Regions from separate parts of the Homo sapiens genome. Here region 1 is linked to region 2. Evidence: chromatin contacts called from ENCODE POLR2A ChIA-PET data. All regions are on one chromosome and are shown on one strand. The core of a region is the stretch at or near the end of the contact, and the rest is flanking DNA. Distances in the headings are between cores, read along the strand shown.

Region 1 (3,104 bases), core at 605-3,104, 95 kb after region 2:
TGGAGTGCCTCTGATGCCATCTGATTTGTTCGGGATGACACCCGTCACCATGCAGGACAACCCAGCTGACCAGAAGCAGAGAGAAACTGTGGGGGCAGTGGCCCACCTTTAGTTTGGACAGTCTGCAGGTGCAATGAGCTGACTTCATAATCATCACAGAGTGTAACAATTACAGGCCAGCCTCCCCCCTTGATTTGAGGCTACTGCTGCCAGGCTAGCTATGTGGCTGGCCAGACCAAGGGCCAGTGTGACTGTGAAGCAGCATCATGAGAGGGGTAAAACCAAGGAACAGACTGCATGAGCCCTTGGGCCCCTTCCAGCTCTAATACTCCATGGTGATGGCAGCCCTGCCCTTCTCTGAAGATCTCAAAATGCCTGACACCTGTGTCCTTCCGCACTGCCCTGGGAAGGAGAATAAGGATGGTGAGAGATGGGCGTGGGATGTAGAGGATGGTGGTGTGGCCCTGAGAGATAGGCAGTATTGGAAAGTGTCTGCTGGGGAGGGAAACTTTGTCCGTAGAAGCTAAGGCTCTCTATCCTGAAACCATAGGCTGCAGACTCCACTGTGCCCAGTCGGTTAGTGAAAGGGAAAGCCCACATGGTTCATAGGGGTTCATGGCTCACATATGATCAGACTTCACTGCTAGAATTCTAAATGTGCCACACCCACACTCCCAAGTACTTTCCTGTGTGGAGTGACAATGGTGGCAGTTGCAGTGGGATACAGAGATGGGCCACACATGATCTCTGCTCTCAGAGAAACCACCTTACAGTAGGAAAACATGTACACAGCTTCAGGGGTGGGGAGGGGGGCTGTTAGAAAGCACTGGCTTTGCAGAGTCAGATGTGGATGTGAAGTCCAGCCCTGTGCCGCCTAGCTGGGTGACCTTTGGCAAGTGATTTAACCTCACTGAACCTCAGTTTCTTCATTGGTGAAACAGGGATAAAAAATAGCGCCTCCCTCACAGATTTGTGATGAGATAACCATGTAAAGTTTTATTTCTTCCTATGGATGAGGCAAAGCAAAGGACATTTAAAAATACCAAATCATATCTTTTTGTGTGTGTTCTATATAACCAAGGTTTCTTGCCCTTAAAAAAAATAAAAAATAAAATAAAAAATAGAGGCCGGGCACGGTGGCTCACACCTGTAATCCCCGCACTTCGGGAGACCAAGGCAGGAGGATTGTTTGAGCCCAGTAGTTCGAGACCTGTGTGGGCAACATGGTGTAACCCCATTTTGTAGAGGCGAAACCTCTACAAAAAATACAAAAATTAGCTGGGCAAGGTGGCACGTGACTGTAGTCCCAGCTACTCAGGAGGCTGAGGCAGGAGGATCGCTTGAACCCAGGAGGTCGAGGCTGCAAAGCTGAGATCTCACCAGGGCACTCCAGCCTGGGCGGCCGATCGAGACCCTGTCTCAACCAAAACAAAACAAACTTTTGAAAAATAGACGCAGGTGCCCTCTGGATGCTTTGCTGCTTCTTGACACCTGTCGTATAATCTGTAATGATGTGATTTCTGCGATTCCTTTTCATTGTCTGTCTTTCCCTTGCTCACAGTAAGCTCCCTGGGGGTAAGGGCGGGTCGTCTTGTGTCGCATTTTGTCTCCAGCGGAGATCCGTTCCGTTTGGAACGGAAGCTGGCGCACAGAAGGCTCTTTAGAAGGTCGGTGTGTGTGTTGCGGCAGAAGGTAGAGGCCGAATGTGGCCGCGGGTGGCGTGTTGAGCGCGGAGGGGGTCGTGGGACTCGGGAACCTGTGCAGGCGGTGGAGAGGGGCGCAGCGGCTCTGCCCCGTGCGGCCCGCAGATGGCGCTGCAGGCCAGGTCCTCGCCGCGCGCCAGCCTGGAACCCGGAAGCGGCAGCGCGGCGCGACCCGGCGGGCGGGCTCTGGGCGCGGGAATCCCGGCGGATCCCGGGCGGGCGGATGACCCCCAGCCCTACCCTTGGTGCCGCCTCCTCCTCTCTCCTTTCTCCTCCGGCAGCCAGCGCGCCTGTGTCCTCTCTAGGAAGGGGTAGGGGAGGGGCGTCTGGAGAGGACCCCCCGCGAATGCCCACGTGACGTGCAGTCCCCCTGGGGCTGTTCCGGCCTGCGGGGAACATGGGCGTGCTCAGGGTCGGACTGTGCCCTGGCCTTACCGAGGAGATGATCCAGCTTCTCAGGAGCCACAGGATCAAGACAGGTGACCGGGTGTGCGCGTGCCAGGGAGCCGCGCGGGCCTCGCACAACCTGGGCAGGCCCCGAGGGCTGGCGCACTGCCCTGGCATACCTGCAGGGCGCTTCCCCTCCATTCCTAGAGGGCCGCGCTTCTGGAGAGGCTCAGGAAGGGTGGGCGTGGGGAGCCAAGCTCTAAAACAGGGTAGAGATTCCTACTGTGTGCAGGGCACCGCGCCGGCTCCTGCAGCTTTGTTATTTCACACTGGCCTCCTGAGACGGCCTGCCGGGGGGTAGAATTGACACCCCATTTGACAGATGAGGAAAAACCAAGTGTGGGAGGCCCCAGTCCTCTCTGCCAATCCGCTATACGTGTTTTGTTTTCAGTGGTGGACCTGGTTTCTGCAGACCTGGAAGAGGTAGCTCAGAAATGTGGCTTGTCTTACAAGGTGAGCTCCTGATCTCCACATTCCAAACCTGAGTGTCTTTTTAAAAAGTCCATCCCAAGCCAGCTGGGCGCGGTGGCTCATGCCTGTAATCCCAGCACTTTGGGAGGCCGAGGCGGGTGGGTCACTTGGAGTCAGAAGTCAGGAGTTCGAGACCATCCAGGCCAACATGGTGAAACCCTGTCCCTACTAAAAATACAAAAATTAGCTGGGTGTGGTGGCCCACGCCTACAATCCCAGCTACTCGGGAGGCTGAGGAAGGAGAATCATTTGAGCCCGGGAGGCAGAGGTTGCAGTGAGCCGAGATCGTGCTACTGCACTCCAATCTGGGCGACAGAGTGAGACCCTGTCTGAAACAACAACAATAACAAAAGTCCATCCCAAGCCAAAGGGAGCAGAGGGTTCTCAGATATTGAGAAGTAGGGTGAATGACACCCTGGGATGCCAGCTTCTACGGGCAATTTGTTGCTGAGCAGTCTGGGGCCCTTTGGCAGGCCCTGGTTG
Region 2 (3,063 bases), core at 302-2,801:
ATGGTCCAGTCTACACTTTTAGATGGTGTATTATTAACTCAGAATAGAGGAAGGATGTGGGGAGGGAAGACTAAAGGCAGAGAGACCATTAGAGGATCGTTGCAGCCAAGCAGTTGAGAGATGGTCTGGACTAGAGCAGTGGCAGTGGGGAAGGAGAGGCTTGGGTAAATTTGGGAGAGATTTAGGAAATAAAATGAACAGTACACTGTGATCAACTGGATTTGGTAGACGAGGAACATGGAGACTTAAATAATATAAGTCTAGAGTTCAAGAAACAGGCCTACGATGGAGATACAAATCCAGGCACGATCAGCTTGGAGCAACAGGATGGAAGAGATCACCCAGAGATACTGTAGAAGACTCTGAAAACATCCCATTCAGAACAAAGGCTGAGGAATGCCCCCATCAAGGAAGAGGTAAATTAAATGTACATTGCAAAGTAGCCTGCAAAGAAGACTGAGTGAATGGCTAGAATGGTAAGAGTAAAAGAAAATCAAGCACCTGTGAGACATAAAAGTGGTATCAAAGAAGTCCAGAGACGCCGGACACAGTGGTACATACCTGTATTCCCGGCTACCTCGGAGGCTGAGGCAGGAGGATGGCTTAAGCCTAGGCGTTTGGAACTGTACTATTTTTATAACTTTTCTACAAGTCTAAATTGCTTCAAAATGAAAAGGTTTTAAAAACTCAGAGCTCCTTACAATTTTCAAGTTTGTTTTATTTTCTCCCATTGGTTAACATACACTGTCAATCTTGACATTTTGGGAAATCTGGAAAAAAATCTTTAGAAATAGGGGCAGGGAAGGACATAGATTTATTTATTGTCCAAAGACTGTTAGCATTGTGACATGTTTCATCTGGACTTTTTTTCCCCTAGAATTTTTTTTGGCAGAGTGGTAATTAAATAATAGTGGACTTTTTTTATACTTATTTTTACTGAATCTTTTTTTACATTTATTTTTACATTTATTATAGTAGTAATAGGAGACTTTTAAGATGTCACACCAAAGACATCTCTGTTCCCTTTTTTGCAATACCCCAAATGAAAAATAAGAAATGAGACACCTAAACCTCAGCCCTCATTATGTGGGAAGAAGAGCTAAGGCTGCCTCATGCAGTGGAGGTCGAGGACACCAGGAGGGAAAACCTGCCACTACAGATGTTGGGCACAGTCAGCAGAACACGGGGTTGTCTGTATTGGGTGGTTTGTAGACCCTGGGCAGAAAATTCAATGACTACTTGTTTGGAACAACCAGACTGAAGGGCAGAGGGGGCTTGGAGTTTCCTTACCCTTGTGTTAATCGCAGGATTGGCAAAGGACACATCATCTTTGAAATCAGAAAAACATCTGTGAGTGACAAGCAGCCCTGACTAATATCTAGTCTGTGAAAAGAGGAAATCCGTACCAATCATCAAAACAGTTATAAAACCCTGTACCCTATGCAACTTTTCTGTGAATCAGGGAGGCTTTGGCACCCCCAAGCCCTGCCCTGACCCTGTTCCCATGCTATATCCTGCAAGCAGCTCCATCAAGGAAACAAGGATCCACCCTGGGAAAAGAGCCCTCTGGATACATGTGACAGGGAGTCCAGGATGACAGCTGAGGGTGGGCCCAGAGAGCCCCCAGTCAGGATCCAAGGGCAGAAGGCTCGGGGGACCTTCTCCTGAGGATACAAAGTTGATGGTAGACTTCATGTACTTGATTAACCAAAAAAAAAAAGTTATGAAACAAAGAAAAAGTAAGATGATATGAATCCTGAGGAAAGCAGAAAGTTGTATGAGAAATGAAATGCACCCATAGTACATCACCTAGCACAACTGTGACTAGAGAGGCTCATAACAAGGTGAACATCGAATATTGTTCTAACCGAAAACAGTGATAAAATCATCTTGGCAGGATGTGGGGAGAGCAAAATAGGGAGGGAGTATAATTGAGCTAAATCTTCCGGAAATAGATAATATCTAGTTAAACCTCAAAATGGCACCATTTAGAGCTAAGTACCAAAAGAAACATCAAAGTGATGGCCCCTAGGAACAAGATGGGGGCAGGAGCAGGAGACTGCTGGTGTTATACTAAGCCCTGTCAAACTATTTCACTTCCAATATTATGTGCATGTACCACTTGATTTTTAAAACTTATAAAAATCTGAGAACTATCTGGAAAGTAGTGGACAATGTATCTCTTCTTACACAGCTTTTTTCCCCCATATAATTGGAGGAAAAACCCCCCGCAGATTATCTGATAGAATCAGCATTTCATAGACCCATATTCATGCCACTCCTGTGGATCTGAAACACAAGATCTATAGTCCACATAATAATAATCCTATCCTGACCTTTTCTTTGCATCTTCTAAGTTTTGAACTCTGGGGTCTGGCACTTGCTCTCTCCAAAATAACTAGTGAAACTTCAGTGCTTAGCTCTGAAAATTACATATCTGGTGGGGAAAACAACCAACTCAGCAAGATAAGTAGATAATGTCTCTCCGACCCTTTATAGCTGCAGAAAAGTAGGTATGATTTCGCTTCTTGAAATTGTCTTTCCAAATGTTATGTCTAGCAAAGGAAAACTGTATAAAACATCTAGACTTCAGAGAATATTATTGTGTCCTATGAAAGTAATCACTAACTGCTACCAAGTCTGTCATCCTGAAGGCTTGTTTAACTCTAAGTTGTGCTGTTCTGATGACATTGAAATGAATGCTTTTTCCTGGAAGGGATATACGCGTAAGAATTTATTTTGTCGAGCCAGAAGAGAGAGGAAGAGCTCTTTCCTGTTTTCCCACATGCACAGAGATTATAAAACCTATGCTTCTGTTCAATTGTTAAGAGTTTAGGAGTTTGTGATCCATTGAAATGAAGATTTCTTACCTGGACACTGCTTCCTTGTCTTGGAGCTGACCATCCCCTCTGGCCTGGCAGCAGGAATTTTCACCCCATCCCTAGATATTATGAGAAATCAGACCCTTGGCCCACCCAACACTCACCAACTAACTGCCACCTGCTAGTAGCCCCAGCCCCACCAAGTAGCTGTTGTTCCTCTGTTCTTTCCTACAGCCTCTAT

The links. ChIA-PET counts read pairs that join two places held with the same protein, here RNA polymerase II (POLR2A).
Region 1: POLR2A ChIA-PET joins it to region 2 with 12 read pairs in activated CD4-positive, alpha-beta memory T cell. The contact joins the promoter of RAD51D here to the enhancer-like site in region 2. POLR2A ChIA-PET finds 5 or more read pairs at or near these places in 4 of 52 experiments (GM12878, activated CD4-positive, alpha-beta memory T cell, activated naive CD4-positive, alpha-beta T cell and 1 more).

The regions. Positions count from the first base shown.
Region 1 is chr17:35,118,610-35,121,713 of GRCh38, reverse strand. It overlaps RAD51D (RAD51 paralog D), which reads left to right and starts at 1,854. Exons shown (of 10, transcript NM_002878.4): 1 at 1,854-2,182; 2 at 2,542-2,603; 3 at 3,095-3,104. The coding sequence starts at 2,101. RAD51L3-RFFL (RAD51L3-RFFL readthrough) reads left to right here and starts at 192. Exons shown (of 7, transcript NR_037714.1): 1 at 192-423. FNDC8 (fibronectin type III domain containing 8) reads right to left here and starts at 99. Exons shown (of 4, transcript NM_017559.4): 1 at 1-99. The coding sequence starts at 20. RefSeq lists an enhancer at 1,522-1,581 and a silencer at 1,792-1,991.
Region 2 is chr17:35,213,264-35,216,326 of GRCh38, reverse strand. No RefSeq gene overlaps it. Among named protein-coding and RNA genes, the nearest start is that of SLC35G3, 20 kb to the right of the region's middle. Within about 2 kb of position 1,551, at least 3 of the 41 ENCODE cell types and tissues checked have a DNase peak (open chromatin) inside an H3K27ac peak, as active enhancers do.